Linked DNA regions of Homo sapiens: region 2 is linked to region 1. A link is a contact called in ENCODE Hi-C data. All regions are on one chromosome and are shown on one strand. Each heading gives the region's core, a stretch centred on a gene start or an enhancer-like site at or near the end of the contact. The rest is flanking DNA. Distances are from core to core; before and after follow the strand shown. Region 1 holds the start of NAF1 (nuclear assembly factor 1 ribonucleoprotein). Region 2 holds the start of FAM218A (family with sequence similarity 218 member A).

Region 1 (2,920 bases), core at 201-2,700:
ATGAGCTCTGAAATCCCACAAGATGATTATACTGCAATCTTAGTACTGCCAAGAAATCCAACCTTGTTTACAGTTGTTACTTCCCCCTCCCAGTACATTTCATACCCTCTCCTTCTACTCAAATCCTTCAGCCTTCTTCACTTCCACTCTCCGCTGATGACTTCCCTGAAAACTAAACTTCTCACCTCCTCAACACGTGTCTATCTTGTTAACCTGTTCAGTACCCCACTCAACACACTCAACTATTTGTAGACAATGTTCAGTGTGGTTTAGTAACATCCCACATGCTGGAGTCCTCTCCAGCCCAGAGATTTCATATTTAAAAGACAGGTGTGGGGGCAAGGGGGAAAGGCTCTCACAAAACGTAAGAAGCATAAGATACTACTAAATAACACTGTTTGGCTACTTTCATAAACACGTGTTCCCTGCAAGGATTCTATAAATTAACGTAATCATCAAGAGCCAGCTTTGAAACACAAAAAATAATACTTTTCCTGATCCCCAATGTATGTGGTTCAAAAAACAAAGCCTAGATGTGATGATAAAAAAAAATCAGATCTGACACAAAACTCAACTATAACCACAAAAGTACAGCCTAAACTGAGTAGTTACGGAAATAACCTAAGATCCTCGGGTTTTCTAAAGTCTAACAAAAAATGATACGATCTATACATAGAACCCTTCAGGCCACCAAATTTAGGAAATAAGTCAGTACTAAGCTCAGATTCACAACGCGACCTGCTTTGAGAGGCAGCGAATAAGGGGCAGTCGGAGCCAATACTTCAACACGTGAGCCCGGAGCACCAACGACCTGCCCACCCTCCAGGGCCCACACAAGCAACCTCTAGGCTCCTAGGCCCCAGCCACCCCCGCCCGTCATACAAGACCTCTCCCCACAGCTCCGGGTCCCTTAGGCACCCGACCTGTCCGAGTCCGAATCCGAGTCCGAGGTCTCCAAGGAGTCCGGCGCCCGCGCAGGCTCTGCGGCTCCTGGGGAGGTGACGCAGTCTCCGCAGGCCGGCGATTCAGCCGGTGGCTGTGGCTGCGGCGCCGGGGTCCCGGCCGCGACGGCGTTCAGAACGGGCTGCAGAGGCTGCTCCCCGGCAGGCTTAACCTCCACGGTCTGCCCAGCGTCCGGGGACCCCTCAAACGACTGTAGCGGCGGCTGTGTCCCTGGCACAGGGGCAGAGCCCGGAGACGGAGCCGCCGGACCTTCCCCAACTCCAAAGTCGGTGCCATTGAATTTCAGAGTTTCCAGCTGAGCGGCGGCGGCCTCCACTACCTCCATCGCACCGCGCCAGAAACCGGGTCGGCCTCAGGATTGGGGCCCCTGGACAAGCTCACGGCTCTCTCCAGAAATAGAAAAACAACTTAGGCAACCGCAGCAACACTGCCTGGGCCCAACTTCCCGCGTTTCTCAGGTAACTACACGCGGAGGAGCCAAAAGACACGCCCCCGCCATTTACGCAGCAACGCTTTCCGAAGAGCGTGTGACGTATGTGGCGCGACGGCGCGACGGCGCTCGCGGGGGCAGGATACATGCGTCATATCTTCGAAAATCAGGATTAGGGGGTCGGGCGCCGTGGCTCACGCTCGTAATCCCAGCACTTTGGGAGACCGAGGTGGGCGGATCACAAGGTCAGGAGTTCACAGACCAGCCTGCCCAACATGGTGAAACCCCATCTCTACTAAAAATACAAAAATTAGCTGGGCATGGTGGCGCGTGCCTGTAATTCCCACTACTTGGGAGGCTGAGGCAGGAGAATCGCTTGAACCCAGCAGGCGGAAGTTGGAGTGAGCCGAGACCGCGCCACTGCACTCCAGCCTGGCGAGAAAGCGAGACTCCGTCTCAAAAAAAAATAATCAGGACTAGGGAGGCCCTAAATCGACCGTTTTCACTGCGTCATGTGAACCATTCAAGGCCTGAATGTCGGATTTTCCTATTGCTGCATGTGAACCAATTCTGCTTGAAGCGCCAAAATGAAGCAGGGATTATACAACAGGGGGGTGCCTGAAGAATGCTAAGTTCTGTACATCAGAAACTTGAGCCAGGAAGTCTTGACAAGACGCTAGTAACTTCATGAAAGTTAAATGAAGTTTATCCATCAATAGATCCATCTGTCGATAGATAGGGTATTAACCATTTTTTCAAAAATGTAACTACAACTATTCCATTTTCCTTTCTCCAAAGTACCCTCAAAGAGAGCAGTAATGGACAAAATTTTGCTGTGTTGTTCATGTTATGGTGATGTCTATATCATACTTAGCACTGTTTCGTAGTAGAGAGATGAGACTATGAGACTGAAATGTACTCACTTATTGTTGGAAACCACTAGTCTAAATTGTGGAGAAAGCAAGCAGAGTTCTTAGGACTGAGGAAGAGATCAGAATTTTCTGGTTTCCTATTAGGTCTTCAGTTTGAGGCATCAGTCCCTGTGTAGTAATAATAATCATTGATACCATTTGTTAAACATGCATATGTGCCAAGGACTGTGCTAAAGATTTTATAAATTATTCACTGAGAATTTAGTGTGTCATCTACAACAGTAGATCTTCATAGAAATGCAAGGCAAGTGTAATAAGAGTAAGGTTTTAAGAAGCTTACAATCTACTTGAAGTAGAGAAGGGCAATGCACAGGAGATAACTAGAAAAATATTTGAAATATGAAATAGAAAATCCAAGTGCAGCAGAAATGGGAAGTAGGATTGGTAGGCTATTTCATGGAAATCCTCCAAAGTGAAGAAGGACTTTAAACTTGGGATACGAACTTACTAGCACAATGATTAAGCAGAGCTCAGAGTTTTCAACTAAAAAGACCTGTGTTCAGGCCTCAGCTCTACCATTTTGTGTTTGGTGTTACTGACTTTGGGCAGTTAATCTAAATCCTAATTTCCTTATCTGTAAAATGGAGATAAAAAT
Region 2 (2,920 bases), core at 228-2,727, 1.8 Mb after region 1:
AGGCAGGAAGATTGCTTGAGGTCAAGAGTTTGAGGCTACAGTGAGCTACGAACTTGCCACTGCAGTCCAGCCTGGGTGACTAAGAGAGATTCAGTCTCAAAAAAAAAAAAAAAAAAAAAACAAGTTTTCCAGAAGATATGTCTTTATTGGTGTTTATATTTACAGAAAACTTAAAGGGAAATTGAGGTTGATTTTCCTTGTCTTCATGTGACCACAAAAGGATGAAGAGAGGATATCAGGGACCAGCCCCAGATGACTCAGGTAATCTGAGACCAGGCCTGGGATCCACACACAAGACACACACACCCAGATGGAAGCACAATGCCTAGTCTCGCTCTTTCCTCAATCCCGATTTAAACTAATTTGGCAGTTTTATGAGATTAAAGAGGGTGTAGACAGGAAATTGGTAGAGGATGGAAAATCGATTAAGATTAGGGACAACTGTGAGGAGGAAGACAAAGGAGACAGAATCTGAGAGCCCTGAGGCGGACTGAAAACGGGGAGGCGGCTCAAAGAAAAGAGTAAGAGAAATGAGCTTTTCTGGAACGAGGCATTGATAACGCTGAAACATGATTAGCCTTTTGAAATAAATCTTTCGTTTATTTATTTTTTTGAGACAAGCTCTCGTTCTGTCGTCCAGACTGAGGTGCAGTGGCGCCATCCTGGCTCACTGCAACCTCAACTCCCCAGGTTCAAGCGATTCTCCCACCTCAGCCTCCGGAGTAGCTGGGACCACAGGGGCGGGCCAACATGTCCGGCTAATTTTTGTATTTTTTGTACAGACAGGGTTTCACCATGTTGGCCTGGCTGGTCTCAAACTCCAGAGCTCATGTGATCCGCCCACCTCAGCCTACCAAAGTGCTGGGATTACAGGCATGAGCTTCCATGCCGGGTATAAAAGGAAGCTTTTAAATTGTGGAGTATTTCATACATCCATAATAGTAGAGAGAACATTATGAAGAACGTACACATAAAAAGAAACCAATTTCTATCATTTGAATTAACAATCTTTATAACCCCAGCAACTTCTCCTGCCAATGGAGTAAATTCCCAGACATCTTATAATTTCATCTGTATATTTCATCTTATAATTTCATTATTTATTCCCTAAAAGACAATATCTCAATTATCATAGTGTTACTGTAACTTTTAATAAGCTGTTCAGTGGGAATTATAACCATATTTTTCTCCAACCAGTTATAAATAAGATTCAATAAATTAAAACAGCAACTGGAATTCTCTTCTGTTAAGGCGGGGCAGGGAGAGCCCTCAGTCTGGCACAGGTAGGGTTGGGTGGCAGAAGAGCAAAGCAAACAGCTGAGGTTCCTTCAGAATGCAACTTTCTCACAGAACACAAGGCTCTCAAGGGGCTTCAGCACCCCAAGCACTGCAGCGTTTCTCCCAGGAGGCTGGGCGAGTCCGTAGCGGAAGTCGGAGCGGCAGAGCAGTGATTGGGTGCGGCCGGCACCGTCTCTGGGCTTCGACTTCCGGGTGAGACCGTGAAGGTGTGGCGCGACGTTGGAGACCGGGGCAGCGCCATGTACCACAGTGGATGGAAGGATGCGCGGTGCGGCGGGGCAGCTGTCCTCTTCTCCCCGGACCCAGCGCCTGGAGAGCCAGCCCTGCAGGGTGGGCTGGGCGAGCCAAACTGCGTTCCTGGTGCAGGGCTTCGGGTCTCCCTAACAGACCTTATACGCTGACCGGCGGCCGCCATGGCAGTGTCTCTTTGCTCAGACATCCAGGGACGACCACATTCGTCCAACAGCGGTCGCTCCACCAATCCTGGGAGAAGCGAATCGTTTTCTCCGCGTGCCCTGTCAGCCGCTCATGGTGCCCAGAGAGGAATTTTAGTGGCAGCATTCCGGCTGTCACGCCACCGAAATTGCCAGGCCACTCCAAGTCAGAAGGACCACCAGGAAAAGTCAGGAAGAGAACCACCATCAGGTCCCAGCCTCTTTTTGTGACAAGGACTAGAGGGTTTGGGTCTGCAGTGGGCTGGCTCCCGCTGGGCTCACCTGTCCTATAGAGCAGGCTGCCTCAAGGAAGAAGCTCACAGGGGACATCTGACATCTGAAACAGCAAGTGTAAAATGCTTTAAATAAGCCAAAACTAAACCAATCGTTATGTTAACTAAAAATACATGAATGCTACCGAAGATAGTCGAATATTAGAGGAAGAGATTAAACTCTGATTTTGAGCACTTTGTGCTTTATTCGGAAAATGAATAAGATGCAGTTCTGAAAACCTGAAAATATAAAGAATAGGATATGATACGCACACTAGATGAAAACAAAACTTTCAGACCATATTTTCTTATTTAAAGCTCTAATAAGTGAGATAGCAGAGTAAACTATTCACTCAAATAATTAGTAACTGATATAAGGGTATGTATCAATAACAGGTATTAAGACAAAAACTTTATGAGCTTTTCCATTTTAACAAGGGATGATGATTCTAGACTTCTGCCACAACATTATGGTCGACAAAACATTCTTAATTCATTTTACATAGATCTGACTCTAGATTCTGAAACAGCAAGTCATAATCTTGTATCTCTAAAGATAGAATACAGTGCGATTTGGAAAGACACCACAAAAACTCATGATCCAAAAAAGATTAAGGCTGTTATTACCAGGAGGAAGAGAAAGAGGACAAAATCAAACTGGATAGATATAATAGAGTTGTTTGTTAGAATTGTCTTCCCAGGAGATGGAAAAAGACGCCATCACAATAGGATTCATGCTTTAGTTTTCAGCTATAGAAATGTAATAACTTTGCCAAAGTAATTACACTACATAGAGTGGCAATCGTTCTATTAAAAGTAAGACCCAGTAATGTTAGGATTTGTTCTGGACAATGAAGGGGATGAGGTTTAATCTTATGACTTGAATGCCAGGTCTGAAATCTTTTCTTCAAGTGA

The links. Hi-C counts contacts between places; a loop is a spot of excess contacts on that map. Pooled maps may share reads with other maps.
Region 2: a map of CD4-positive, alpha-beta memory T cell shows a loop between it and region 1 (6-fold over the local background). The contact joins the promoter of FAM218A here to the promoter of NAF1 in region 1. A Hi-C loop is called at or near these places in 1 of 168 maps with a recorded cell type or tissue (CD4-positive, alpha-beta memory T cell), 1 of 37 single-sample maps with no recorded cell type and 11 of 50 pooled maps.

The regions. Positions count from the first base shown.
Region 1 is chr4:163,165,440-163,168,359 of GRCh38, forward strand. NAF1 (nuclear assembly factor 1 ribonucleoprotein) reads right to left here and starts at 1,451. Exons shown (of 8, transcript NM_138386.3): 1 at 924-1,451. The coding sequence starts at 1,288. RefSeq lists enhancers at 596-1,463, 955-1,034, 1,065-1,184, 1,205-1,404.
Region 2 is chr4:164,955,471-164,958,390 of GRCh38, forward strand. It overlaps FAM218A (family with sequence similarity 218 member A), which reads left to right and starts at 1,478. Exons shown (of 1, transcript NR_160935.1): 1 at 1,478-2,920. It also overlaps a transcript of TRIM61 not described here. RefSeq lists enhancers at 1,228-1,277, 1,578-1,737.